Regions from separate parts of the Homo sapiens genome. Here region 1 is linked to region 2. A link is a loop called in an ENCODE intact Hi-C map of the cell type or tissue named here. Cell type or tissue: heart right ventricle. All regions are shown on one strand. Each heading gives the region's core, and the rest is flanking DNA. Links, peaks and the distances in the headings are about the cores only.

Region 1 (15,368 bases), core at 3,802-11,801, 52 kb after region 2:
ATTACAGATCACCATGACACATATAATAATATGAAAAAGTTTTATATATTGTGAGAATTATCAAAACATGACCACAAAGACACAAACTGAAAACATGCTGTTGAAAAAATGGTACTTGCTCAATGCAGGGCTGCCACAAACCTTCAGTTTGTAAAAAACAAAATTATCTTCAAAGAGCAGTAAAGTGAAGCACAATAAAATGAAGTATGCCTACACATCAGCAACACCAAAGCTACCCTACATCATTAACAGGGTATGTCACCTAAGTGTATAAGTCAAAGATATCTAGAATCTTAACTACAGGCAGGATGTTCCCAAAATCTTAGTCGACAGAAGGCATCTCCTCAAAATAGAGTTTATAATCAGACAAAAACAAACAGAACCTGAAGAGACCTCCAGGTGATAAAGGAAAAACAAAAAGCATTATCATTTCCTATTAGGACATTACTTTTTTAGGAGCTAAATAAAAACATTACCAAATCATTTTATGTAATAAAATTTAACCTTATTTTGACCTTTCTCATAAAGCAAATAAACCTCTCTATCCAATAAGGTTCCATCTGAACTATGTAAGATGATAGGCAATACCTTAATTGCATTCATTTACATGACTCTGAAACTATTCTGGGCTGAAGTCACTGACCGCAAGGTCACAGAATACAAAAAAGTAGAATGTGTGTAATTTACCAAGGAGAAATGATCCACTTAGACAGTGTGGCAGCACCTTTTCCATCCTTCATTAGGGGATACTAAATGCTTAATGCAATCAACAGGTGTAGACATCTCCATTTAAAATATATCATACAAATACATACACACACACACGTATTCATTTTACAAATATATAAATAACACTAAAATATATATTTGAATAAGTCCATCATATATTATGGCTTTCTTCTTAAAATTAATCTGCCTAAATAAAGAACAATTCTATACCCTAATAGCATTTAGAAGCAAAATACAATATAGGGCCATTATTTTCCCATTGTCTTATAAAATTTCTAACACCTAATATTCAGGTTACAAAGCTATAGTTTTAGGAAAAGAATTTAAAACACAGGATGCCAAGTATGTTAAGAGTTCTTGCTTTCATTTTTTATAACCTAAACACGAATATATTCAACTAATTTGCTTAGAGAAGCATAGTTTACATGTCTCAAATCCAATAATACTATATTAATAAAAGAAAAGAGGTACAATAGATTGACAGATTAACAATCATAGATTACAGGGGATAATGTGTATTCTCCAAAACCTCAAGAGTATATCAAAACACACACACACAAAAGTTAACCCTACAAATTATTTCCCTTTAGCTTTGTAAAATGCAATTGTAACACAAACAAGGTATTATTGGCACTTGAAGTTACTGGAGAAAAGAGAAGGAACTCAAAAGAATAGGATTTAGGGTACTTTTTAAATGTTTATAATATTAGTACATATGCAGACTGTGAAGTATTTGTTTCAGGTTTAATACAACATCACCAAAAGATTCATTTAAACAGTTTCCACACATTAAATTAGGTAAATCTCTCACATTTAATTTACTATCCAAGCACTTTTACACTACTCAAGCCAATCTTTTGCAACTTACAAATGATTTAATGAAAAAAAAGCTATGATATTATAAAATTCATGCTTCTTCATTTTCTCTCCCTATAGAGAAGGGCAAAACTTTTCTTACGTAAATCTATATTAGATCCAAATCATTTCAAGAGATGCTACTCCACAAAGAACACACAGATGGACATATATTTAATTAATATATTCCTAAAAAACTTCAATACATGATGTCACTTTGTCCTTTGTAAATGAGAAATAAAATTTCTCAATGTCTTCTTATAAGTTAAGCCAATTCACTTTGGATTAGCTTAGTTTTAAAATAAATGCATACATATACATAATAAAATACTAATTCCTATTGTTATCTACATATAACTTTCAGTGACCACATCTTGGTATTTTAATTTTCTTTCTATAAGAAACAATTCAGAGTCAGACATGAAATATATGTGTGTAACTAGGTAACAGGCAATATTTGGTTCCTATTCTTTGACAAGGATAAGCTATTGAGACCAATCAGAACCTTCCAATGTGTTTCCAATGTTCTTGGCTACATTTCTACTTAAACTCAAACCTCAGGAAGAATATAATCTGTTAAGATAACTTTTGTTTTTCTCAAACATTCTCTCTCTGCCTATCCCAAAAGAATCAATCAATGCTTTATGTTACTAAGTTCACTGATTATGAGGACAATGTCTGAAGATTTCATACACATAATATTGGGATCTTCCCTTTCCTTGAATTTCAGAATATGTTGGAGCCAATTTCTATAACCAAAACGTAGTATTTGTGTATCTTTAAATGAGCTACAATCCAGAACTGAAAATGAACTATACTAATGGCATCGCACTTAACAACTTTCAATGAAGAAAGAAATAGGTTAGAGTCTAAGTTCAAACACACTTCAAACTCACGTGACCACAGTAAATCCTACCCTTAAAGCAAGTACATATGTGTGTATTGTTTATGTTTCTTATTTTCTGTATATTATGATGGTTTTGACTCCTTTCTGGCTGGGAAGAGATTGCCCCTCTAGGGGCCAGCCAACGCTTAGAGAAGGCAAAGGACTCAGCGTGCCTTTCACATGCAAACTAAACAATCCACAGCGATACCTCCTCTACCTGACCCATACACCCAGGAGGCAATATTCCCCTGCCTGGTATCTACCAGGCAAACTAGGGATCACTCTTACAGTTTAGAGCCTGTATACCTATAACTTATTCAAAGCTACTATTATTACACACCTATAGCTTATTAGTAGTAGTAGCAGTAGCATTTACCTACAGCTAATGCAAACTAGCGAATCCTAAACTTGGTTACCCGCCCTGCCTTGCCTTTCCCACAGATACTCCAGAAACGGCTGCAGCCCGGTCTCTCTTCTAGCTCCTGCCCCTTTGGCCCCTAGACCAACACTGGGGCTTTCTCATGTGGCCCTGAATGGCATGCTGTGCCTCCGAGAACTCATGAGTATAATAAACTTTGTTTTCCTGAGCCCCTCCTGGGTCTCCTTTTCACATGCACCTGACTGACCACATAAAAGAACACAGAACTCTGTGTGTGTGTGCGCGTGTGTGTGTCATTTTCATTTTATTTTCCCTTGTTCAGGTGGTCAATAAAAAATTATTACACCTTTAAAAAGAGGTACCTAAATAAACAAACCTACCAATTCTGTATGCAAAATTAAATCCTGGACTGGCAGTGTTGCTCAGATAACACTCAGAAAAGAACAATGTGACTGAAACTGTAAGGAACAGGTCAAAAACACTCCATTTAAAATGTGAACACCTGCTACAGAATATTTTGATTCACAAGTCCATCTAGGAAATATTTTTCTTCCTCCCTCACCTGTTCCCCCACCTATCTTGCATTCAACACCATAAACAGCACTTATCCCCCATTATAAAACAGTTGACGGTTAAAACAATGAGCCAACCAAGAAAGTATAATACTCTATAACTGACATTTACTGCATTGGCCTTGGACTTCTAATCTTTACCAGACGGGCACACAAATCAATCCATCAGCTCATAAAGGTGTGCTTTTTTAACCTCTAAAACAGATGGGATTGGCCAGAAGTGTCTGGCATGTCAAACTGCTAATCACTGCTGCCCTTTGCACAAAATAACCCACTTAAGTTGAGGCATGGTTGCACTGTAACCGACATTAGTCTGTGGGAAACCCATTTAACTGTCACACACTCCTGCCACTCCTGCTCTCCCTTAATTAAGCCTAATGCCTTATGCTTTGACCTTTTGTTCTAGCCTATTAACCCTATCTAGTACAAGTTCAATTATGTTAAGCTAAAAACTTTGCTGTAAAATATTAAATGCCAAGCTCAAAAAATCATAAGGGACATCCTCTCAGCCCTAAGTTCTATTCACCCTGATACTCAATACATTTGAAAGTAAAACCTCACTTTCGAAGTAACGCTGATACTGAAGCAAGGAGATGTTGAATGACTCACCCATTTCATAGCTTTTCCGTGGCAAAGCCTCACTAAAACCTATCTAATCCCTAGCTCCAATTCTTTAATCTCCATGGTGCTTCTGATTAATAGTTAAACCACCCGGAAGTATGTTAAGGATACTAACATTTTCACCCCGAAGTATTATCCTTCGCCATCCTCTAGAATATGCTATGCAAAGAGGCCTAAAACAAAATAAACTGCGACTTCAGCAGCTGAGAAGTAATGATTCCTTTCCCCTCCCACACATCAAAACTTCCTATCCTATCCCCTCACTACTTTTTTTCCTTTTTAAAAGTAACAATGGTCATTGAGAACTACTAAATCCTGCAACACTCACAAGGTAGTATGTACAACCACAGTTTTCCCCCGCGATACTTCACTGAAGTATTCAATACAGCCAATGACTTAAACTACAGAAGGTAATTACAACTTGCTACTTATCCTCACTGGACAAATTCACGCAGCATATCTTTTCAAATACGTCTTTTTTACACCTATATGCATATGAATTGCTGCTCACATTTACCAGAATTCCAAAAAACACAATGAAAAACACTTCCTAATTCACTGTAAAATAAAACAAAACGTAGTCCAAAGTAACATGCTATCATTAAAGATAGTTTTACCACAGTGATGTATACTGTTATTTTTCCTTCCATTTACTTCATACAATTAAAAAAAAGGTTCCTACCACTCTCACTGTGACACATAAACAACTTAAAGATCAGTAACATAAAACAAAATTTGAATTTCTGATTGGTATAAAGAAATCCATATTAATTTTAGATTTTCAAAAGATTTAAAGTCAGATTTTAATTTTACTTTTGTTGACTGCCCAAAGGCCCATTTTTACCTATTCTCAATATTAACAAATATTGTCAGCTTTTGCCTTTAGCAACCCTAAACTTTACAGTTTTAAAGTAACATGCCATTAAACAGAATATACAATGATTTTGCAAAAGCAAGATCGTTTAGAGTACTGCCAAAACAATGAATAATCTCAATGAGATAATTTATTAAAGGAGGAAAAAAGAGAACGAGAGTTTAAAATTCACAGTGAATGTGTTTGTGTTGTTAGAATGATGCCTGCAAAGGAAAGCATTCCTTGGCATTATCGGGAGGAATACCCATGGATGTGTAAAATGTAAAATAAATAGATAGATGTATGGTCAAAGCTAAGCAAACACTTGTATCAGGGGCAACTACCAGGAACTTTAGTTTTATTCACCCTTTTCATTGCAAAGGATAATAGTGTTAATTTTGATCAGATGTCATGCCTTAGCTACAACTTTTAGTTCATGAAATAAAAATTAAGTTTGGGTGTCTGCTGAGGAATCCAACAGTGGGAAATTCACACTCACAACTAATTTATAGAAATTCACACATTTCTATAACATACCGACTGACACTAATGAACAATGAGGGAAAAAATTGTTCAGGAATTCAGGATAAGTAAGCACTGGAGGAAAGCACACAGTAGAACACAGTGCATAAATAGTAAATGTGCTCATTTTTCTGCCCTTTTACTTCATATATTAGTCCATTAGCTTGTTCCTTTTTGCTATGATTTACAAGCAGGTGAATACACAGAAATATGAGCCAAAAGAAATATACTGTCAAATACTCATGAAGTTACCTTTGTTAAACAAAAAAGAAACAACAAACAACTTTGTCTTCACAAAGCAAGAAACTAGGTTAAAGTTATTTTAAGAGCATCTGTTAAAAATCAGTGTTATAAATATATATCCATATAATTTATTTTCTATTAGCATTTTAAAATAAATTTCTCGTCTAGAAATCTCTGAGCTCCATTTCAAAATAATTTTATTTTCTGTCTCTTACCAGCAGTTATTAATGTAGTTGAATATGACTCTTAGAAAAGAGTCAGGAAATTCACCTTCAGTGAAGAGCAAATCCTAATTTTTAAAACATAGATGGGCTTCATATACTACTTAATCCCATAACTTACCAAGTTCTGAATCATCAACTGTTCTTGATACCCTCTTAACTTTTAAGGTTACTGCACACCAAAATGAACTCTGGATGTGAAATGTTAAGATTTCCACCTTACCAAGCCGTCAAATCCAAGGCAGTTAAGTGTGCCCAGCTGGCGGGTCCCTTTGACTACAGGAAGTGATGCTAAGGAAACTGCCTAGTAGGCTCCAGAAATATTTGTATTCATTTCCTTACAAAAAAAATGTTGCCCCCAAAGATTTTGCTAAACGTTTTCTAATATAATTTGCGTATTACTGAAGAAATGTAATATTACAAAACAAATTATTTCAAGTACCAATTAATTATAATGTCAATAACAGTCAGTTTCACTTTTTCCCTCATAATTAGTATGCCTGGAAAGAAGAAGATACATTTTAAGGAAAAAATATTGTTCCTTTTAAAAGTCCTAATTTAAACAGACTAAAGAAAAAACGTGGAAGAGCTTCCATTATTCATAAGTTACACATAATAATTAACAACTGCTATGCATAAATACATAAAGGTTCTACTGCTGTGCCAAATTTTGCCAGTGGTTGGGACTGGTACAGTTCAATTTAACAAATGCTTATAGACATCCTTCTGTGTGCCAGACACTTACAGGACCAACAGTACACTGATGAATAAGCTCCTATTCATGGAGTTCTACCAAGGAAAACAGCTATAACACAAGTTTAACTTTTACAATCAGGGCGTACACAAAACTGTGAAAGAAAATCTGATCTTGTTAGAGGCTTGGGGACAGAAGTAAGCCTACAAACTCCCTTGCCCACTGTCCCATGAGGGAGAATATTCCTTTCCAATTTGTTTCACCAACATCAGGAACGTGGCCAGTGTGTGGTCCATGAAAAGGTCTACACATAGGTTTCTTCTCTCTTGCTCTCTTTTCTAGGGGTGTAGACCAACGTGCACTTGGTTCATGGCACATTATCACCACTGGTCCACACAGTGCCCCCTCATCTTATTTGTTACCTTTCTCAAGAGAATAGAGGAATGGGGTCCATAAACTTTGAGATATGTTTCCAGTTGAACCAACAGACCCAACCACCTACATTAATGGTGTTGGAATACTACTCATCAGTAAAAAGTAGAGCTGGCCTGTGAGTGTTCTGGTCAACTAAAGGTATCTGGCTCTCTTTGTCTGCAAATAAATAGCAAGTCTCCCTACTTCTTTTTAAATAAAATTCCAAATGTACGTAACATGTAAAACAATGCCACTGCATGAACATGTACATAACTGTACTATTCTTTTTTTAAATTCTCAGCCTGGAAATTACATTTCAAGTACTAGAATATTCAACAAATCCTAAGACTTTTATGAAGACCATGAGAAGAAAATAAGGTACTAGAACAAAAGTGATGCAGCCAGCCAATTCTCGTTTCATGTCTCAAGACCCAGTTCTTATTATTATAGATCCCTTTGTGGGGTTAGCTTGGATTTTACTGCGGGATCCATCACCAAAGGTTATTAACTATTCCTTAACACCTGGTACACAAACCCCTCTTTCTGAGACTGCTTTGACAAAAATAAACAAAAAAGTGTGAAATAAATCAAGATTTGACTGACCATCCTAGGTCTACCCAACTGCTAGCTGAATGACTTTCAAAACGTCTTTAAATTCTTAAGGACTCAATTTCTTCCTCCGTAAAATGCAGATAGTAACTGTTTTGGGCATTTTAACTTAACAGCAATAACAAAAACTACAGGAAGATAAGTAATTATTGACCCCATTGTATCACATGGATCCCCTGGCAATTAAAAAAAAAGATGAATGAGATATTAAGAAATAAAAAGGAAAACAGAGTAAAGACAAAACAGAAATAAAGAAGGAAACCCAAAAGGAAAGAAAATGGCACATAAGCACTAAATGGTAGCATTTTATCATTATTTTATTTATAGTCTACACTAACTGTGTGCTCTTCCATACAAAAGATGCATCTAAAAACTAACTTGTTTGATAAATGGGGGGAGGACAAGGTGCCTCTAAGATAGGTGTGCTTAAATCCAGAGCAGCCGTAGCTTTTATCAAATTCTCTTCCAACCTGAAAAATCTAACGATTCTATGAAATAACTTCAATTTGTGAAAGCCCAAGCAAAAGAAATTCAAAGTTAAAAAAAAAAAAAAAAGAAAATGTGACTTTGACTCAGGTCAGTCAAGTATTACCAGGATAGATAAAAGTAGATTTTTAGCAATACAGTTAACAATGGGTCTTGCCACAATAATAGCAAACATCCAGATATTGGAAAGGAATCAGATGGTAAATTTAAAAAAGACTGTTTTCAATCCTTATATTTGGCTTCACATAGATTCAGTGTATTTTAATTCATTTTTTTTTAAAAAGCATGGATCAGTTAAGGAAATAATATAAGTTCATTCTGATCTTTAGGAAGACATTCTTCCCCCCATATTGTTCACTTTGACAATTTCTCTTTTTTCTTATTTGGCCAAAATATAACGTATTCTCTAAACAAAACACAGATGTTTCCTTTGCAGCTTTTATACAAATCTCTTGCTTTTCCAACATGATTTGGCAACTCAAAATCCAAAGCACCCTAGAAAATATTATGTTTACACGTCTTATTATTCATCTTTGTGTCTCCAATATAGTTTCAATTTGACTATACCTTTCAGTGTATAGGGAACCACTCAGCTTGAATCTTTTAGGTTCAAAAATTCCATAAATTTTAAATGAGGCAAGTAAAAGGAGGTGGAGAAGCTCATAACTCCATTTCTTATGGCTTTAACAATAAAAGAACGTACCTGGTATGTACTTAAAAATGTACTATGTGCCACAAAGCTCCCCCACTCAACAATCTCCCTCCTGACACAGTCTACCCTCAAAATAAAGTCAACTACTCCTCATCTCTCTGCTTCCACTTCCTTCCAATTCACAAATACATTGTTAATTTCCTCTTTGCATTTCAGAGAGCAGTTTATCAGCACAGGATAGTCTTTAACAAAATTGTTGTGAGTGAAGATAGGGTAATTAAAAAAAAAATCATGTTAAGAACTGTTAATAGTCAAGAGTTGTAACTTTTCAACCAGGAAGAGCTATGGTTCTGAATTTGCTACAACTGCTCCTTGAAGTGGACAAACATAACTAGCCTTGGGAACACTCAGTTTAAGACCATGACAAGCTATTTCAATGAATTATATAAAGAAACATAGTTGCTTTCACTGCCTCAAATAACACCGCAGTAATTCTGTGATACACTTCAGAAGAGTTAGCACTGGAGGGAAAAGAGCCTGTGCGGCAGCCCTTGGTGACTACATTTCCCTCCAGCGCAATGCAGGTAGCAGGACATCAGCGCTTTGAGAACTAGCATAAGCTGCTGCAGAATCATCGACTGGCAACAATGTGCCTTCCCAGAGAGCCTGGTCTTGGAGAATCCAGGCTATGAGGCTTGCAAATGCTGCATGAGTTTTATGGCTACCAGGTTGGGAGCAAGGTTTTTTAACGGCTTCCTGAATGTCAGATGGCAACTGGTTTTTTCTTCAAACAATGGCATATTCTTTAAGAAAATCAAATTATCAATGAAATTTGCCATGTGACCACAGGCAAGTTAACTATTCTTGCATTTTTCAGACTAGGTTTCCTTATCTCTAAACTAGAGAAAATGATACCTACATGTCACAGGGGAACTGGAAGGATTAAAAGACAAAATGTGTGTAAAGCTTCCAGCACAATGTCTGGCACAAAACGGTTGCCCCAAAAAGTTCAATACTCTTCCTTTCCCTGCTCCCCCTCCCAACAAAACAGGAAAAGGCAACAGCCAAGTAACTAAACAACTTCTTAATATTCCAAGTTTCTACCCAATCATCTCTTCTTCTTTTAAAACCACAGGCTTGAAATCTTTACTGTTTACTGTCAACAACGGCATATACTGCTGTACAGTCAGAATTTTAGAATTTAGAAATCAAATATAACCCCCTTATTCAACAGATGCTGCCGGGGGAGATAAAAGGGCTTTCCTTTTATCTGTATCATCTTGATTTAGTAGCAGAACCTAAACTCGAAAAATAAACGTGGAATAACAGGAATACTATTTTTTAACATGTTTTTCAAAAATCAAACCTGAGCCTACATAACCCATTGTGCAAACAGTCCCTTTAGGAGAAAAACTGCAACTGTGATTAATTTCTCTCAAGAATATTTATTTCCCATTTGGAGAGTTTCACATGTTTCCAAACATATTTTCTTGATGTCCTCCATGTCATTGTGTATTCTCTCCTTCCCTTAATTTGTTTCTTTTCCAGTGTATAAATCTATTGCTCTATTATAGATTATTATAATATAAACTCATAAATTCAGGAATTTAAAAAAAATCTTTAAAAGCATGCTTCTCAGAAATCATTACACTCTGTTAAACACTTGCTATCTCTCAACTTCTAGATAGATTCCTCAAGAGAGAAGTCCTTTTTTCATTCTGAACTTCTAATTCTCAAATTTTGATTGTGTCCTGTTAGTTACCAAACACACCATTATACTACTACTCTCATTTCAATATTGTACATAAACGATTCCCCATCTTACTAATGAAATGCTTTTTTAAAGCAGTAACATATTTAACATGTGCACATGTTATGAAGAGTATAGGCAAACTCAACTATTAAAAACATGTAACTATAAGGAAAGCCATCTTAGACACTATATGTGACTACAGCTAAGCTTTTCTCTTAAGTATCTAAAGCAAATCACCAGACTTTTACATAGTACCCTCACATAGCTAGATAAGAAAGTAAAAGTAAAATAATGAAAGCAGACTCTAAACAGCAGAAGCTCCAAACTCCTTAGTTTCTCTGTTGTGCTCAATCCTTTAGCAAATTACAGGCCTGAAAACAAGGAGTAGCTCTATCACTTAACAAGTGACTAAGGAATGACTTTGTTAATTAGAAGTCCAAGGGTGAGAGGCTCCTTTCCACCAAAGCTCTGAATAAACATCAACATCAGGTCAACCAGAGTTGTCTTGGTCCCAGGAGTAGCTTAAGCGGATGACTCAAATTCCCAGCAGAATTCTAGTTTAATATTTATTGGAACTCCGAGCTTAGTCACACAGTGACTTGGAATTTAAGACACATGGGGTCTCTTCTTTCCATCCTTAAAGATATTTTTGCTAAGTGACACAAAGTTAAAGAGGCAAGATGGGTTTTAATTTAGAGTTTTTATTCCCTGAGGTGTAAGAAATTAAAATTTTATTTTCTGGGGAGAGTGAACCATACTAGCTCTGAATTTCAAACACAACTATTAACCCTGTCAGATAATTCTATTATCAAGTTTTACAAAACTGTTTACTATTATTATTTTTTTTTGCTACCCCAGCCCTATGTATTGAAAGTGGAAAGAAGGAAGGGAGGGAAGGAGGGAAGGAGAGAGGGAGAATGGATGAATGGATGTATGTCACAATCACCTTTCTAGCCAAAACTGCAACATATGCTGGAGTTCTTGAAATTATTTCAACCAAAAAAAGAATCACAGGACTCATAATTTGTTTAGCAGGTAATTATTTGCCCCATTATCTTCAAGAACAATCTATCTTAAAACTGTGTATAGCTTTTTAAGAAATCTTAATACTAAGAGGATCCTTTTTTTCATAACCCCAAAGAGTGTTTTCTTCCTCTATTTTTGAATTGCCAGCCTTCTCAATTCTTTAAATCTGATTCACATTATACTACTTTTAGAGTTCTAGGCTAAATGTTTATCCATAGCATGATTCAAGGTATTAATTTCAACAAAATACTAATATAATGATAAAATGTATCACATTTATTTTCAACTCTTTCCTATTCTTCTGATTTAAGAACTTAAAGAAAAATATTTTATGTTTCGGGTGCATTTTGATAAGCTAAAATACCACAACTTTTGTAATTCTTCATTTGTAATATTTGCAAGATAGTGTAGGGATCAATTTGAATTTCAAGGTTCATGATATAGAGTATGTACCATAACAGTGAGAAAAGTTAGTATAAATTCCTACTCATCTCAGTTTCTATATTTATTGCAACAAATTAAAACTGCATTTCATAACTCGTAGTAAAACAAAAGGAAAGTTCTGTTTTAAATAAACTCCAACCTTCAGAATCCTATACATTCAGTATCCATCAACCTGAACACTAAATTTCAAGAAAAAACAACAGATGGGCATCCATATAATAGTTTGCAAAGAAACCCTGATAAGACTTCAGGAGTTTCTGTGGTCTCTATTTTCCCCCTACCATGAATCATAGGTAATGTGCTTAAATAAAGCATTATTTCTGCAGTTATTTACATGTTTATCTTTATCAGAGATCCTATAAAAGAATTATCCAGTTCACCACCCAAACTTTAGCACTCAGAACACGGTTTTCCCTGTTGATGAAGACCCTTGTAAAATTCCAGATCTTAAAAGATTAAAGAAAATGTGATCTAATATTAATTCATTTTCCTCCAAAGTATAACTCCTGATTCCATGCTGGTACCCAATTTTGATCCTCTACTTTAAAGATATCTCAGAGACATTCAAAACAAAGTGTGAACATGCACAAAAGGGGAACTTGTCGTTTCTCTCCCTCAAACAACCACTATTTATATAATATTGCTGGCCTCCTAAAAGAGAATAGAATCCATTACCATCAGCAATTCATGTCTCTGCTTCAGCATCAGATGCAAACAGGATACAGAAACTAGATCTCTCTCCTCCATTTACTTTTTGTTCATTCCAACCTCTCGACATAATCTTCAGTTCCATTCCAATGGCCTGTTTCACCATCTGACACTCCTGGTTTTTACCTTCTCAAGTCTTAGTGGCCATAGTGGTGTTACATTTCTCTAATTGTTGTGTTATCTAAATACTACAGGATGAGCCTGCTCATTCCCCCTCCCCCAAAAGTCCCTGAAAAAACTACAACTTAAGGAAATGCAACTTGAACCTTTTTAGTTCACAGATTCAAACTCATATCCTGCAAGACCCTAGCATATCTTGTTGAAAATTTTCTTTGACTTTTCAACAGTAGTCAAGATTATTTTAATGAAAATATTTCTCCAGTTGGAAGACATGGGTATACAGGACTTTGCTAGAACGGCAAATGCTTTTTCCCAGTCTTCATCCGTGTAACAGTAAATCGTTATTAAACAAACACACAGAACAAAACCCACTCTGATTGTGTATCAATCACCTGAAGGGGCAGAAGGGAAAAGTACAAGAGTGAAGAAACTTCTCCCCACCCACAGCCAAGAAGGAACGCTGCAACTAAGGCAGTTTTTCATGGAAGAAAATATCCAAAGATCTAGACAGTGTTTATTTTAGAAAAGGGGAAGAGAGCAAGGGAGGGAGGGAAATGGTAGGGAAGGGACTACCATTTCCTCTTACTAACCTACATTAAAAACTAATTGTATCAAGCAATCTCAAATGCGAAAAGCAAAACTGACCCTAGCACAATTTAAAGTGAATAATGTTTTCCTTGACAAAAATTCGGTATTTTAAACTCATTCTGAGCAAAATTATCTTTTAACCTGATACACCAAACTATTACTGCTTTTCCCAAACAACAGTTAGAACATGAGCTTTTGAGTTTCTTACATTCTTTACGTTTTAAAATTAAAAGCCAAATTCCTTTAACCTCATATATCCTAAGCCACTCTGATTTAAAATTACTTCTATGTCATTGTCTTCTAGCATTGGTCTGCAATAGAATCTGTGCAATTAACAATAATCTTCTTCCCTCTGATCTTTCTAGAGTCAAGGATGGCATATCTCCTTATCTTATTTGTTCCATTAGATTGGCATATTTTGCCTCATCTGTCACCTTCTATCAAACTCTGCTTTCAGATATGCGTTAATTCATTTTTAGTTGTCCTCAATGTTCTAAAATAGTGATGTTTGACAGAATTAATACAGTGCTCTAGTTCTTTCTGTTCAACTGGTATTTAATTAAAGATCTTGGAGGCCATCTTTCTCTCAGGCTACACCACTTAAAGGAGGAACATTACTTCCTCCATGGACAATGTGATAAGCCACATGGCAACAAAGCTGCCTCCCTAAGGTCTCTCATTTAATAGACTGCTTTACCACATATAAACTACCAGCAAAACAGATTATCACTTTAATTCACATTGATTTTACTCTTCATATCTCTGAATCACAACTCTGTCATGGGCTGCGTTCTCTCTTAACTTCTGAATTTCCAGAATTTCTGTAGTTGTAATGCTCTCCTGTATTTTTGCTTTTGTTTCATCTGGACTTCAAAAAGTTCTAATGGCATCTGATTGGGAAGATTTCTTGAATCTCTGATAACAACGCAGAAGTCTTTAAGCAATCAGAACTGCCTTGGCGCACAAACTGAAAACTCCGTTTTAAAATCTTCTGAATTAACATCTTTTGGAGAATAGCCCACTCAACTTGATATGTCATAATTTTCAATTCTAAAGGTGGCACGGATAATTTAAAGTGGCACTTGCTATTTATTACTTAAATAATTGTTCTCTTGGACGGGCTTTTGAAAGCTAGTACTTCTTAATCATTTTCGACTATATCAGAACTGTAACAGACATGTCAATTTAAGCAAACTTCATGAGCAATAAACTAACAAACAGACTCTAGGTGGTGGTATAGGTTATTTTTTATCATGATGTTTTGCACTTATAACTGCAAGAGTCAGAAAAGCCTTTAGTCTCTTCACACACTTCTTTAGTGCAAAGTTAACAATATTTTAGGGTGTTAAAATTAGCAAAATCCAAGTTCTGCAGAGTTTAGAAATGCATGTAAAAGAGGCATTAAACCTGGTTTTCAACTAACTTCCCACAGGCATTAAACCTGGTTTTTCAACTAACTCATTTGAATAAAATCAACAACGAACAGTCCTTTTTTTTTTCTGTTATGTTCTGATGTATATTTTACTCACACTCCTAGGGCACTTTTAAAGGTAAGTTTGGAAAGAGGTCTTTCTCCACCAGAGTATGAAACAGACTAGAACAACCAATCCTACAACCTGCAGGGCAGTAGCCGCTCCACTAATTGATTCTCCTTCTTTGTCTCTAGGAACTATGCCCAGGCAGAAAAAAAGTTACTGTAGGTGATGAAGCCAGTGCTCCCTGAACCAAATAAACCCTATCGACGTTACCGAACTGCCGGGCAAAACCAGAGCAACTCACTTACTTGGAAGGTGAAAAACACTTCAACATACTCCAGGCGGCAACCGACACTTAGGGGCCAGGCAGATGAAACACCATTTGTTTAAAAAGTCTATTATTTCACTGTCTCTTCAACAAAGGTGGAAAACTGATGATTAAACACTGAATAATGCCACCCACTTACTAAACCTATGATTCACTAATAAGCAGGTTCAATGCAATTCATAACTTTAAA
Region 2 (15,368 bases), core at 3,674-11,673:
CACCACTAGACTATAACTATTGCTCCATGAGAACAAGGACCACTTTTATTCTGTTCACCATGGGCACATCTGAGATACCGAATTTTTGCTAAATATAATAAATGCACGTCATTACTCTTAGTTGCTCCCTGGCCACTTCTAACATAATATTCAGAAACAACTGGGAGCATAATATACGCACAAGAAAACAATAAATAAATATATATAATTATTTAAATTATAAACCAAATAAAGATGCTTACATGATATAATTTTTGAAAAATCCTTATTTTCAAGACACTTGTATAAAGATAAATAAATCACTTTATTAAAAATTATAAGTACTATCCAGTTAAAAAATAAAACTTCACTTAAACTCAAATCAAATCATAAGGCATTTCGGATATTTCTCCCTTTCCTGCCTTCCTGAGAAAAGCACTGTGTTAACTGCTCTTCATTCGGCATTCAGACTTTTAAAGTCAGATCACCCCAGTCTCCTACAGATCTACAAAAAATCTCTAAATGCCAATAAATTTTTACAATTAAAGGGAGAAAAAAGGAAACTATGAGTGATATTTGAAGAAAGATAAAGGTTTAGTTAAGATTTAAACAAACTAAATTTTACCTTTTCTGCTCTTAACTCTCATTTTCCAAATCATTTATTGTAATTCTAAACTGAGATTCACAGCTCCTTCAGACATATTATACTTTTAAGTGGAAAGGTGATCACTGACAAGTATGCAGTTTTTGATACATATTTTAATAAATTCGGTACAAATAAAAATCACATAACTGATCATGACAAAGAATATATACTTTGGGAGAGGAAAAAATATGACTAAAGTGACAGACCATTATCTAGGTTAAAAACTGAGAATAAATTAATAGGTAAAAAATAGACATAAATGGTTGGATACAGCTCCCATATTATGGTTACCTAGTCAAGTCGTCTGTTATTAACAGCAGGATAAAAAAATACGTCAGTAGAAGACATGGTAATCTTACACGTAGACACACAAACCCACAAAAATAATCATTATATATATCATTTATATTATCCTTGAATATATATGAAAAAATATATTTTTATATTTATATATATACACATAAATATATTTATATATACAATTTATATATAATTTGTATATACTCCAGGTATTATACATTTGTCTTCTCATTTAATCCTCATAACCTAAAGAGGAAGACACTAAAATAATCCCCATTTTGCAGATGGGGAAACTGTGGTGTAAAGAGGTGAAATAATTTGCTTGCACACTTTGCCCAACTGTTGAACTAAAGAACCAGGCCTGGAGATTTATTTTCCAGTAATTGGAAGGAAAGGGTTAGAAACACTTTACCACCATCCCTATGACTTGTAAGCTTATAAACTTAATTTTGAGCATGAGACAGCCACGTCTCCAAACCACACTGCTACTGTCTAGCAGCTTCTCCAGTATCTCTGTGTTTGGTCAATTTGGCTTTCTGATCATTTCTCTAGTTCCTTGTTCATTTCTCTACTGGAAATAAAACCAAGTCATGAGTAGCCCATGTGGTTGAAGGCCTGACCCACCTACAGCTAAGTCTGTCAGCACCCTGAACTAGGCATGTGAATTTTGGATGGACCTTCTCAGTCTTTAACCTGAATATTTATCTGACATGTACCGCTGGGACCTATCTGCAAACCACAGCTCCAATCCCAGGAGTCTAATCTCTCCATGAACAATCTGAATTAGAATATTTCTTGAATTTCTTGAAAAGTCAGCATTTAATTATCACTGAAGGAGGCAAGCATTGCCCCTTGGTGGTCCCCACATGGCAAGAGACTCAATTGGCTGCCTTCCTCTGCAAAGCCATGACTATATTATTAAAGAAAACACTGCCACAGATACCAAATGTCAACAGACTATATAACGTGTTTGTGATGTGCTACAGTTGACCCTTGAACAACGCTGGCTTGCACCGTGTGGGTCCACTTATAAGCAAATTTTCTTCCATTTCTGCCAATCCTGAGACAGCAACACCAACTCCTTAGCCTACTTAATGTGAAGATGATGAGGATAAAACCTTTATTATGATCTACTTCCACTTAGCAAAGAGTGAATATATTTTCTCTTCCTTATAGTTTTCTTCAGACATCTTTCCTCTAGCTAACTTTATCATAAGAATACAGTATATAATACCTATAACATATAAAATACATGTCAATCAACTGTTTTAATGTTATTGGTGAGGCTTCTGGTCAACAGTAGGCTATCAGTAGTTAAGTTTTGAGGGAGTCAAAAGTTATATGCAAATGTTTTAACTGCACAGTGGCTGGGACTCCTAATCCCCACATTGTCCAAGGGTCAACTGTATTCACAAGTTTATTCCAGTGTGAACTCTCGTAGAAAGAGAGAGAGAGAGGCAGGCTCGTGCTCTGTTGTCCAGGCTGGAGTGCAGTAATTCAATCACAGCTCCCCATAACCTTGAACTCTTGGGCTCAAGCAATCCTCTCGCCTCAACCTCCCAAGTAGCTAGTTAATTTTTTAATTTTTAGTAGCGATAGGGTCTTACTATGGTGCCCAGACTGATCTTGAACTCCTGGGCTCAAGCAATCCTCCTACCTCGGCCTCCCAAACTGCTGGGCTTACAGGGGTGAACCACTATGCCTGGCCACTGTAATTTTATGTAAAGTTTTCTTCTCAAATTTTAATACCTTTCTTCATAATACTAAATATGTTGTCACCCATTCTTGGCATGGAAGTCTACTGAGTCCACATCCATAGGGAGCAATTGAAAATTCTGTGTGTATGAGTTTGCTTTGATTTATGTTCTATTTGGTTATAAACTTTACTGCAGCTACAGGAATAAAATTTGGCTAATATAAACGTAACAATTATTATTTCAGAAGCATAAAATTGAACAAAGAGTTGATACCAGGTTAAAAAAAAAATCACTTTTTTAAAAGCTAGATGATTTGTGTTTTAGCCCTGGCTCAGGTCCTAAGCAGTTTTATAACAGTGGCTAAGTAGGAACTTGCCTAAAGCCCAGTGTTCTCATCAGTTAAACGAACTCTTTATAATAATTCCTAAGGTTCCTACTGCTCAAGAACTCCAGTCCAAGCCTAGCTAACACTGGATACCAAGTAACACTGCATGCTCATTTACTGAACTTAGGGAAGTATCACCCACATAAAGTTGTTCTCATGAATGTCTTCCATTTCATGGCTTAAATTAATAGCCATAATAACATGTCAAATGTTTGTTTTCTCTATAGTTTAATGTACCTAGATATATCTGACTAAAATTAACTGGTGATTTTCTTGGATGTTTAAAATAATTTGTTGATATTGGTTAATAAGCATAATGTACCTAAACTGACAAGATGAAACTCTAAGAATTAGATTTCACAGCTTAACAAAATTCAACAACACAGTAGATCTGCATATGAGGGGAAAGAATAGAGGCAATTTGAAGGGAAGAAGAACTCAAAGCACACATTTGGAAGAAGTACACTTTAAGACTCAGTCATTTGAACTACTCTGACTGGAAAACAATTCCATAAACACCATTCAGAGAGATTCCTGTTTCTTCAATACCTAGAGTACTTTCAAAAGAGCAACTCATGTAAAAACTCACTACCATGAACACTGCACAGATTGAAACCACAAATAGCCAAGAGAGAAGAAAGGAATGTATCGGGGTGGGTGAGAGGGGAAGGTGGTTGAGGATTCCTTATTCATGTGTTCAACAAATGTTTATTAAGCAGTTATTATATGCCAGGTACAGTGTTAAGCACTGTGGATACTTTGGTAAACAAAATATAGTCCTTTCCTGTTAAAACAATCTTCCACTCCATCAAAAAATAAATAAATAAGAAAAAAAAAGGAAAATATCAATTTTCTCTACTTGGTAACCTATTTTAACTTCCCCATCTTACTTGGCTAATTATTAACCATGTGCATGCCATGTATTTCTTTTGAGAAAGTGAAAGATTCTAAAATCTTCAAAATTTGTAAAGTAATTACAAAATCAAAAACTGTAAGTAAAAAGAGTTTAAAGAACATGTTTAATTCTGAAAAATAAAATATTCTGATTTTTAGTTCCATAGTTTACTTTTCCTCTACAATTTCTGATATGTTTTTTCAATAGAGAAAAACCCACAAAACTAGGTGTACAAAAATACAGTACAAATAATTTTGATGCCTATATCCAATTGAAACAAAATTTAATAGTCTGAATTTTGTAAGGGAGTTCCAAAGTTCTTTGAAAACATCCCCTTTATAGACAATATGACCTCAAATAGTTCATTTTAATCAATGTTTTTATGTCACAGAGTGATATATTTATTATTAACAGGTGCTTAAAAATGCTTCTTCACTTGGTCATTTTCTATAAAAGTATCTGCAAGCCAGTCTAGACCAATGTCTATAGCTTGTGATTATACAGATCTCCGGAATGTCTTCAGGATGTATAATTACTACATACAGAACACTTATTCACACATTTAAATGGAAGTGAAATGTAATCTAAAAAATGTAAAGCTATATACTAGTTTCAAGAATACAAAAGTAAACAATAGGAAACAACTTTCATTTCATCAGTGTATTAGTATGAGGTATTTTGCTTCCTCTCTCTCCTAAATCAAGTGTTCTGATTGTAATCGAAGGATCAGGATGGGGACAGAAGAGGGAAAAGGGCACCTGCAGTTCACATGTGGCAAGAGGCTTGGACAAGAGGAATTTCTTTTCTCCCCTTGCAGTACAGATTTATACACAACCGAAAAAGTGCAGCTATGACCACATTTTAAGAATGCCTAAAAATGCCCAGGAGTCTAATCCCTATCACAGATATTTTAATCACTTTATAAAATCTTAAAGCATTTATTCCTTTCATATTAAGTAACCTCAAATAACCCAAATTGTACACTACAAGTCTCTATTTGAGTAACAATCACAGAATTAAAAAAAATTATAAGAAATATGCAATTTCCTTTTCTACAACCGAATAAAACAGTATAATGTTTATGCAAATCAAGCTAGCAGAAGAATAAAGTAAACAACACATTTCTTAATTTCTTAATATAGTTCAAGGTGGTGTAGTGGCCACCTCTTTTCTTTTTTTCATGAAAATCTCTTTCCTTTGCACCATGTTATATAGGATCTTTAAGAATATAATGTACTGAAGATAATTTAAAATAATTTTCTAAACTATGTCCATAACCACCTCCATGACTGCTCCCATCTGATGGTTAAAATCTTACAGTACTAGCTTGAATTTCATCTCTGCCTCACATGTTTCAAGCAGGGAAGCAGATTTAGTGCCTCAGAACACTTTACAGGGTTTCATTATCAATCAGGTTATGTTCCCGGTGACGCTTTCAGTAAAATTATCTTATTCAAATGAACTCTCTTGGACTGAAGTAAACAAAGCTGTAGCCCATTGCTCTCACATACTCTCCATTCATTTATTTCCTTTTTCTTTACTTAGACTTACAGCACGTGCCCTAGAAAGAGCGCATGTTGAATATTCCTGGAGTGTCACAATATGCAATACAATAAAACAGATTACGGCCCTACCTTTCTCTCACAGCAGTGGTGCCAAGCACAGGTACACCGGAGTAATCAATTTGTTCTGCAGACCGTAAGGCTTTCATAGAATACTAATGTAAAATCTCTTTTCTTTCTCCTTTGCCTTGACTCCCTAATGCCCAGGTCCCGACCAATACAAGGAGGAGGGCGGTATGTCTTCTGCTGAGATAACCACAACTACTAATCAAGTATACGTGTACAAGGGCACAGGATTAAACCTCCACCAAGCTTGAGTCAGGGTTTGAGAGCAGCTAAACACATGCACAGCATGGTCAAAATTAAACACACACACACACACGCACCCACGCACACACACGTGCCATGAAAATACAGATGTGTCTACTTCGGTGAACTAATTCATCACACTTTACCATGCCTCGTTTTTTTAATCTCAGGGGCATAAAATTACCTCCTGTTGAACTGAGGACTTAGATTCAACAGTGCCCAACAATTGTTTTTCCAGAAACGAGAATCATGATCAGTCTTCTTTGTACTCAACTGTTAACCATTTTTAAAACTAGGCATTTTTCTTAATTGTACTATCCAGCGCAGTTTTACATGAATTTATCATTTCAGGTATTAACATAGGGTTAATAGACTCTGCATGGATTCTTCAGATTTTACACTTAAAAATATATTGTAATAGCTCAAGTCTACTTTACCAAGAAAAGTATGTGCATTACCAGTAATAAGACATACAAAAGATTTTCATGTATCTTGAAGTATTTACATTATGAATAATCCCAAGCTATTTGAAAAATATTTTCAGGTCTCAACAATTATTTAAAAAGCACCTTTAACACTTCATAATTATGGCATCACGGTGGTATGGTTAATCTTATAAATCTAGAGTTCTGGTGTTCTTTTCAATTAGACATTTTCACTTGGCTTATTTTTCTTTTATTCAAAATATGAAAAGGTATGCCAGTCATTGAGTAGGCGAATGACAGAAGTTGTTAAATATTTTTTAACAACATACATTGCCACATTTTAATTTGCCTGCCTTAATTTTCAAATAACTCTTGAAAAGTATTGATAGTTAAGGGGCTGCAAACTAGGCAAAAATTAAGAACAAAATACTCAAAATAACTGAAGAAACTTATTAGGAGGCATCCTAAGCCGTTCTGTTTTCATGTAAACAACTGCTTTAACACTGCTAAAATACATGTGTCTCATTTTGCACTTTTTCTATTTCTTAAAAAAAATCAGTAGGAACAATTAAGAAATACTAGGGACTCAATGAAGTATTGCAATAATGTTTAATCGATACTGATGCATTTGTCCTTGACACACTGACCATGTCATCAGGCTACTGTCATCTTATATCATGTCATTTCTCCACCTGGCTCATGACCTTGTCCTCTAAATGACCTAAAGCTTCCCTCAAGTAGCAGGAGGCCCCTCCCCGCTGTCTCAGCAAGGTCGAACGGGTCAGCGTGTCCTCATCTATAATCCACCACCATTTGTCAGCAGGGAGGCTGGAGGAGGCAGGCTTGCTACAAGGGGAGAATGCCCAATTAGGCAGCTGTCACACAAAGCATAGGCTGCAAAATTATCCCCTGTCAAAAGAAAGAGCAGCTGCGGGTGCCAATTACAGCAACCTTTCAACCCTTTAGGTACTGGAAACTACACAGAAGTAAATGAAGAACAATTAGTGATAACAAATCGATGAATTAGGACAGTAAATTAGAAATTACTAGCAGGTGAGCTTGGGTCATACATGACATTTAGGGCACACCAGACTCCAGGCAAGGGCAGGATGCAATGAATCACACTAACCATTTCCTCACATATAGATTTCCCCTCCAATATTTTCTTTTTGCAAACCTGAGATCTTTAAAATACCCATACCTAAAAATATGTATCTTAATATACACACCTTTTCATTTCATGGACCCCCAAAATTGTTTCTCAATAGGAGAAAAATCCTTCAGAATAATAAGTCTAGTTCATTCTAACTTGTTTTCACACAGTCCAACATGTTATCCCCTCAAACAAATTTCTTAAGTGTCGCCCACAAAATCCAAAATATCAGTTTAAATCATCACACTTAAAATATTGTACTTGTCCTGATTCTACTTCAGTCAAAAAGCAACTGGGTATAAATTCTGAGAAAACTGCTTTGCTAATATCATAATGTTGAAGGTAACTTTCTCTACACAATGTCATTTTGTGGATAAAAAAATAACTGCCATGTGTGCTTCTATACATAATACACATAAAGAAAATATCAACCACAAAATTACTCTCTTAGATTGTTCTGCTCCAATCCTGCAGAGGTGATATACATTAAGTCTCAAGCACAGAAAGCCAATGCACTTGGACTTTGTCCAACTAATTTATTTGGTAGTTAACATTCGCAGGCAGTGAAGGAGGAACATGGGGAAACAAGCCCCACCAAGGGGAGCAGATCCAATATGGCTACCGAGTGTTCATGGACATGGTTTCATTGTGCCTTAAAATGTCATGCATGTTCAGAAACAACTTTCTTAAAGTCCATTTTTAACTAAGATTAATTTTTTTTCCATAGAAAAAAGATGGTCTTCCTACATCAGTTCTTTGAAAGTTGAGAAACCTGAATGATACGTGCTGTTATTTCTAAAGAGGCAGGAGAAAATTGCTTAACTAGACTTCTAAATCACAAATGGATAAAAGTGAGGAAGAGAGAAGGTGAGGCAATAAAGAAGCACTTTACTCACCCACCTCCAACACATTATAAATAAATCACAGTTGCCAGAGGGAAAAGTGTGTAACTCCTAGTTCCTAAGTCCAGCCATGTGATAATGTTTCTAGGAGATAGATGTCATGGGGAGAAAACTTCTCCATGAAAAGTTTATCTGAGAATTTGATTTATAAATTATATTTCATCATTTAAAAACTGGGCATTTATAAATTCTCTTAAGTTTAGAATGCAACCCTCTAAAGTCAGACATAAGGAATTCAAAGCAATGACAAATAGATAGGAATGAAGGAGTTAATGCCTTTAGAATTCAGCTTCCATCATACATGGGTGACTATCTCTTTAAATAATTTAAATCCTCTCCATCAACTACAAAGCTGTTTTGAAGCCATTTAGCTTTGTTCTTTACATGTGTTCTAATTAAGAGATGACCTTGTCATCACACACACCAGAAATCCGGGATTATTTCCTACAGCAAAAATTCACAGAGCCCCCCAAAGAAGAAAAAGGGGGGTAAAAAAGTCTTCTTCCTCAGTTCCTCACTAAAGGAAGTTGTTGGTTGGTTGAACGCTGAGGCAGTTTCACCGCATAATTTTTTTGTTGTTGTTGAATGTCACAGGGCGGGTTAGTGTGACCTTGAGCTGCATCAGCAGCACAGCAAGGGTCGAGATGCCTGCAGGCGCCCTTGTACTGGATTTGCAAGACAAAAACCTTCAAACTGGCTGAAGGACATCTTAAATCTCTTCAAAGGTTTTCCGAACTAATCTGGGCTGCTCTTAGCAGGATCTGTGCCAGTGTGAGAAGCAAAATTAAAAACAAGGTCTTTGACAGGATGTTGTCTCCTCTTAACCCTTCCCAAGCAGAATAGAACAAACCACCAGCATTCTGGAGAGAGGGTTTACCTAGAAGCATTCTTTTATAACAAATTATGTAAGCAGACAATCACAAAGAATGGGGCAGTTATTAGTTCTCAAAAGTAAACAACCCTTCCATTGTGCTTATTAAAGAATTCAGGTCGAATTCTTTCTTGACTATATTTCAGTGTAGTGAATGTAAAACTTAAAGCTCTATTTGTATCTTTCAGATTTGTAGCACAGTCACAGGTTAAGACTAAAAAATATTTCCATCAATATTTATCTCTAGAATTTTCATTTTTAAAAAAAAATACATGGTTTTAGTTGGTTAAGTCACAAACTTCACGCATACTGCATATAGCTTACTAAAATTACAGGTAAGGAAAATTACATTATAGCATGTTTACTAAATTTCTTATTCCCAACATGATGAATACATTCTTAAGACGGAAAAAAAAAATCATTAGAATAGTGAGTAACACAAGTAAAACAAGGTAAAGCAATCTCGGTCTTGTTATAAAAACATCAGCATGACATTTGATGTTTTAGCATTACCAGTGCATGGGCCAAAAGAGAAAGTATTAATGCCAGTAGAGGGTGTTTGATTCTTCCCTGGCAATGCTCTCAAAATTTAATTTAGTAGCTAAAGTAGGCAAATGTTTAAATCATTACTCTAGAACAACAAAAGGAAAAAGGTGAATAAAATAGTCCTGGCTTTCAAGAAATAAATAGTCTGGTGGAACAAACAGCTGTAATGCTTAAATCACAATATATGCTAAAATCAGTGTGTCTCCATCTATAACATGCTGGTTTGTCATCATCAGATATAAGGTATGTCATGATTAGTTCTAAAGAGTATTTAGTGTAAGTATTTAGTGTTAAGTACAGAATTTAATAAGGTCTAAGAGGTTGCAAATTATTCCCTTTTAAAAAAACAGACTAAATAAATTCAAGATAACTTGGGTGATAACCACACTTTCACTCACTTGGATTCAGGTATGTTTTCCTGAACAGGACAGGAAAAGGACAGAGTAATAACACCTAGTGAGTAAATAAGACCCGAGAGTGCACAGTGCCGGTGATTTTCTTCCTTAGTCTCTGTGCCAAAGGAGAGAGAGTATATACTGTGCTAAATGCAATGACTGAAATATGTAAAAAGTGCTCTAGGAACACAGATAGGCTGTAACCAGGTTTTTAGTTCATATGTACACATGCAGGTGGTAGTCAGTGATGGTTAAAAAATGAGTAAGGGCTAGCCAGGCAGAAGAGAATGGCAGCCATTCTAGGGTCCAGAAATAGCACTCAAAGGCAAGGAAGAGCTGAGTGTGACACAGGAAGTGTGGTAGTCCAATGGGAGTGGAGATTAGGCTGGAAATGCAACTGGGACCAAGGACTTTGAATCAAGGCCATGCCAAGAAGCTGGCCTTTATCTGGTGGGTTTCCTTACAAGCAATGGTATTATTAAAAGCATATTAGAAAAACAAAACCAGAAGCTATGGGAGTTGTTGATAGCTTGGAGGGAAGAAGAAACTGTAGATCAGTTAGTGCACTGCCATGGTCAAAATAAGGCAAAGGCAGGAGAGTTGAAGAAAAAGACAGCTCTGGAAACAATGAAGGCTGCTTTGAATATTTAAAAACCAATTTGTTTAACATAAACAGTGCTATAAGATAGGGTGTTATTTCATAGCAACTTTATTGAATCAAAGATAAAAACGATAAAAATAATTACTATATCTCAAGCCTAGGTTTGATAAACACTGTGCTAAAAAAATGATTTCTACAAAGTTTCAAAAAAGTAGTAATTCTTACAGGGGTGCTTTAAAGAGGCAGAATCAGATCCTGTTTGAAGTCTGAATTTTGTACTTTGAACTATCAACCTTCATTAAGTATTAGGTAAGGGTTTTGCTAAGACAGTGACATGTACCTTTTCAGAACAGTGTGAGAGCGTATTTCCCTTGGCTATAAGACAGAGATGTCCGACTTAAATTATAATGTGGTTCTTGGAGCTAAGAGTTCTATCCAACGCTAATGAGAAAAAAAATTAACTCAGCAAACATTTCTTGAGTCCCGACTACGTTTAGGACACAGAATTAAAAAATAAAAACTACCCAACATTCTATCAGCTTCATGTTTTTAGATGATCACTCATAATGATATCAAGTCCTCAAATTCCAGCTTGCATGACATCATCACACAATAAAAACACTACGAGTAAAAACAGTATGAAGCTGTCAGTAAATCAAGTGTCGGAACTAGCAGCCATCTTGGTATTCCGATCCAGCTGAAAGGTACACAACGCATTCCCAGAACCCTCAGGGAAGACCCAGCACCAATGTAATTTGAAGAGCGTCGTCAGATACTCTAGAGACTGACTGTCCCGCTGAGACCTCAGAAAGAATTTAACAGAGTATCAGCCAAGGTAAGAGAGTAGGGAGTAAAACAGAACAGGAGTCACCAGGGCCAAGTAAATATCTGCCAGAGAGCAGACTGTACTCTCAGAAAAGGACCGCCAGCATCAGGGATCAGGTTGAGGCAAGTGGAGGGGAAGGTCACACAAAGGAGAGAAGGAAAGACTTGAGGGGAAGCCTACTCAATCCTGCAAAATAACACATCAACTTCATTTTGTGAAACTTTTTTAAACGACCAAACCTCTAGAGTTGGGCGAATCACCGTAGAAGAAGTATTAGAAGGTACACAAATCATAAAGAGGACTTGAAAGCCGGGGTAGGGGGAAAATTGACAGGGCAAAACTAGGAATGACCTTACTGAGTATCCACAAATAAAATGACTTCTCCTTGAGTAAGCATCTCTGTCTTACAGCTGCCAAGCCAACGCTGGCAGTAAGTTTCAGCACATTCTAGGTCTAGACATTAATAGAAAAGTGGGTAATATGATACACCGTGCAGTTATTAAAAAAAAACTTATTAGTCTACAAACACAAAAGCAAGGTTAACATTATTGGAATAAAAATATAGAAGATTCTGTTCGCAATTAGACAAGTGAATTGCCATAATACAGCAGTCCTCAAAGGGTGGTCCAAGGATGCCAGGGGTGGCCATGACCCATTCAGGAGGCACATGAAGAAAAGACTACTTTCATACTACTAAATGTTATCTGGCTTTTGGTATCATTCCTTCATAAGTGTACAGTAGAGTTGTCTAGAGGCTATATACATGGAATGCATCCTTGTGTAACTCTTGTTTTAAATTTTTTCTCAGTTTAAATTTCTAATATGATAAACATCAGTTGATATGAATCTCATAAATAAAAGCTCTCTTGGGTCCTTGATAATTTAAGAATATAAAGTTGTCTTGAAAGCAAAAAGTTTGAAAGCTGCTGCTATTAATAGTTGAAAAGTACAATGTTGGTTTTCTTCAAACATAATCTCTTCTAATTTCAAGAATTTCCACTATAATTATGGCAGATAAATATTGTTCTCTGTGCAGAATGTCCCTAAGACCAAGACGAGGAAAGAAAAGAAAGAACTTTCTAAAAAGATGAGTAAACTAAGGAGGATATGAAAAATCTCCCATCTCTAGAGTCGTTATTATTCTGAATTTACCATACAAGGAGTAACAAATGTACAAATATTTATAAAGAAGCTGCTATGTTGTTAAGAGCTGAAGTTATAAGGATAACTAAGTGATAAACCAGCCCTTAGTGGGCTCACAATCTCATCGGGAAAAAACAGATCAACAACATAGTGAGATGCTACTAAAAAGATGGCATGGACAAAGTGGAGAAAGCACTGAAAGACACAATTTTTGGAAGAAGACTGAGTGGTAAGGCAGGGAACACCATTTTTAGTGAAGGTTCTCTACAGAGGCTGCATGTGAACTGACTCTAGGGACAAACAAGGCTTTCTCAATTAGAAAAGAAGCTTCAGTATTCTTCAGAAAGTAGGAGGACCATAAGCCCAGTCCAGGAAGCACAATGGCATAGAGTATGTTCTAGAAACTTTAAGTAATCACCTCCAAGAATAAAAATTGCCAGTAATGACAAACTTTTATAGAACATGACAAAATAATTTGATGGCATGTTCTATAAAAGTTATAATTAAATTTAATGATGAAAGATGTGGACTTAGATTTTGTAGTCTTGCTAAAAACTTCTGTCATATAGCTTTTTAAAAAGACAATAAAAGTGAGTTACTAAAAAAAATAAAATAGAAACAGACAAACAAATTATTGGCCTTTACTGCAGATATTTTGAGAAGCACTAGCTTGGAGGACAGGCTAGAAGATGGCAGGTGGGGAGGAGGTGCAGAGAGGGGCGGCAACAGCAGGAGACAAAGCTTCAAGCTAGAAGCTTACATAGACTGTACTATGAACATTTTTTTAAATAAATAAATGCAAAAAGGAAGCAAGCGAGGTTTGAAAATTACTCATATACCTCTAATCCAGAATGAAGAAATTCTAGTTATCTAAATAAAATGCATAAGCTCTGACGTTAGAATCAGAAAATTTTCAGATATGCAAACCACAGGCCACATGGTTGAAGGGCAAATGTAGCAGAGAATCAAGGAGACTATCAGGTTCACAACAGTTAATTTCAGTGAAAAAAGACCAGGGTCTGTGTAAGAAGAGAAAGTGTATTGACAGTTTGATCAACACTTTTAAAATTATTTTGATTCCTTCATTTGAAACCTTTCATGGAAAAGGAAAAAAAAAAAAACCTGAGTTGATATGGAGGCTTCGCATATAGCGACTTTATAAAATCTGAGTTGATATGGAGGCTTAGTCTAGTAGGGATCTTCCTCCCCAAACAACGTAAGTTATATCAATTAAGATACTAAGTAAAAGACTTAAGGAAAAGTCAATTATTTAAAGATACCAAATTAAAAAAATGTTAATTGTATTAATGTTTCCCATAGTAACAGTAAGTTAGGATTAAGGAAGGTCTATTACTTTTCTATGTTCATTATGCTATTGCAATTGCTACATTATTTTTGATCAGACAAGTAACACAAGCAAGCTGGAGTTTTAGGAAGATCTGGTGGTTGTAAAAGACTCGAACAAGGATGTCAGTAAACAGGCCTGCCAGCACAAGAGCTCCAGATGAGAAATGATAAGACTCTGAACGAAGATGGCTGGCTGTGAGAAAGGGAATTAAGAGTGGATGGAAGCAATGCTGGAAACTAACAATGATTCATTTGAGCCAAGCATACAGATTTTCTTACCAGGGTTATCCACAAGGCCAGGAAAACACTAGTGAGAAGGCCAAATTGGTTTACGGCAATTAATTCCAACTAGGACAACTCACCCAGATTATAAATTGATCTTTCTTTCACCAGCATCACGTTTCTACTAAAAATCTGGTGTGAAAGTTTAAACACATTTTACAAAGAGTTATTTCTTAAACAAATAAAAAAAAATATGACTTTGAGGAGTGTTTTATGAAGTTGGACAGGCATTCCATGTATACAATTAGCCTACTTTACCAACCTCGTAACCCAGCTCATCAGTACTGGCACTTTTTTTTTGAGATGGAGTCTTGCTCTGTCGCCCAGGCTGGAGTGCAGTGGCGCGATCTCAGCTCACTGCAAGCTCCACCTCCCGGGTTCACGCCATTCTCCTGCCTCAGCCTCCCGAGTAGCTGGGACTACAGGCGCCCGCCATGGCGCCCGGCTAATTTTTTGTATTTTTAGTACAGACAGGGTTTCACCGTGTCAGCCAGGATGGTCTCGATCTCCTGACCTCGTGATCCGCCCGCCTCGGCCTCTCAAAGTGCTGGGATTGCAAGCGTGAGCCACCACGCCCAGAGTACTGGCCCTTTTTTAAAAAAAAATTTATATAGATATTTTATGTCTGACAGGAAAGTTTTAAACTCAAGACATCTATTCTACCATAGTTGTCAAAAATTTAATCAAACTAGAAAAAAGTACAATAGAGAACTCGTCCTAGTGGAAAACCATGACATATAACAATAAAAATTCCATTAGAGAAAATTAGTATATTCAAGTGTTTAAGCTAAATTGATTTATGGTCATTTAGTTAACACTACCGAAAATATTCTCTGTTTTTGTATCAGCAATTTTATCAAAATTAGCTAATAAATATTATACACTGAGATAAACAGCACAGAAAGTATATAAAGTCCTATAAAATATAAAAAAGGGTGAATTAATTTTGTTAGTTACTCAATATGATGATTGTATCTCTTTCAAAAGAAGGAGCTAACAAAATAGCAAGGGAAACATGGCCTAAGACACTGAAAGGCTTTTTAAACACTTCATTCTTTATTTAGTTTGCAATATTCAATTAATTACATCCTTTTTCCTCCCAAT

Evidence for each region. Peaks named below come from ENCODE experiments on the same cell type or tissue, not always from the same donor. Only the 100,000 strongest peaks of a DNase experiment are listed, where the experiment ranks them.
Region 1: it touches region 2 in a loop (1.8-fold over the local background); 25 of 110 quality-filtered maps call a loop at or near these places.

The regions. Positions count from the first base shown.
Region 1 is chr21:15,048,155-15,063,522 of GRCh38, forward strand. All of the region lies in intron 1 of NRIP1 (nuclear receptor interacting protein 1), which reads right to left. Among named protein-coding and RNA genes, the nearest start is that of NRIP1, 9.2 kb to the right of the region's middle. RefSeq lists enhancers at 9,044-9,093, 9,314-9,363, 10,739-10,788, 15,198-15,247. In heart right ventricle, for the core only: no CTCF peak of the experiment used is centred there; no DNase peak of the experiment used is centred there; H3K27ac peaks cover 3,294 bases.
Region 2 is chr21:14,996,644-15,012,011 of GRCh38, forward strand. All of the region lies in intron 3 of NRIP1 (nuclear receptor interacting protein 1), which reads right to left. Among named protein-coding and RNA genes, the nearest start is that of NRIP1, 61 kb to the right of the region's middle. RefSeq lists enhancers at 8,376-9,311, 11,206-11,375. In heart right ventricle, for the core only: no CTCF peak of the experiment used is centred there; no DNase peak of the experiment used is centred there; H3K4me3 peaks cover 636 bases; H3K27ac peaks cover 2,211 bases.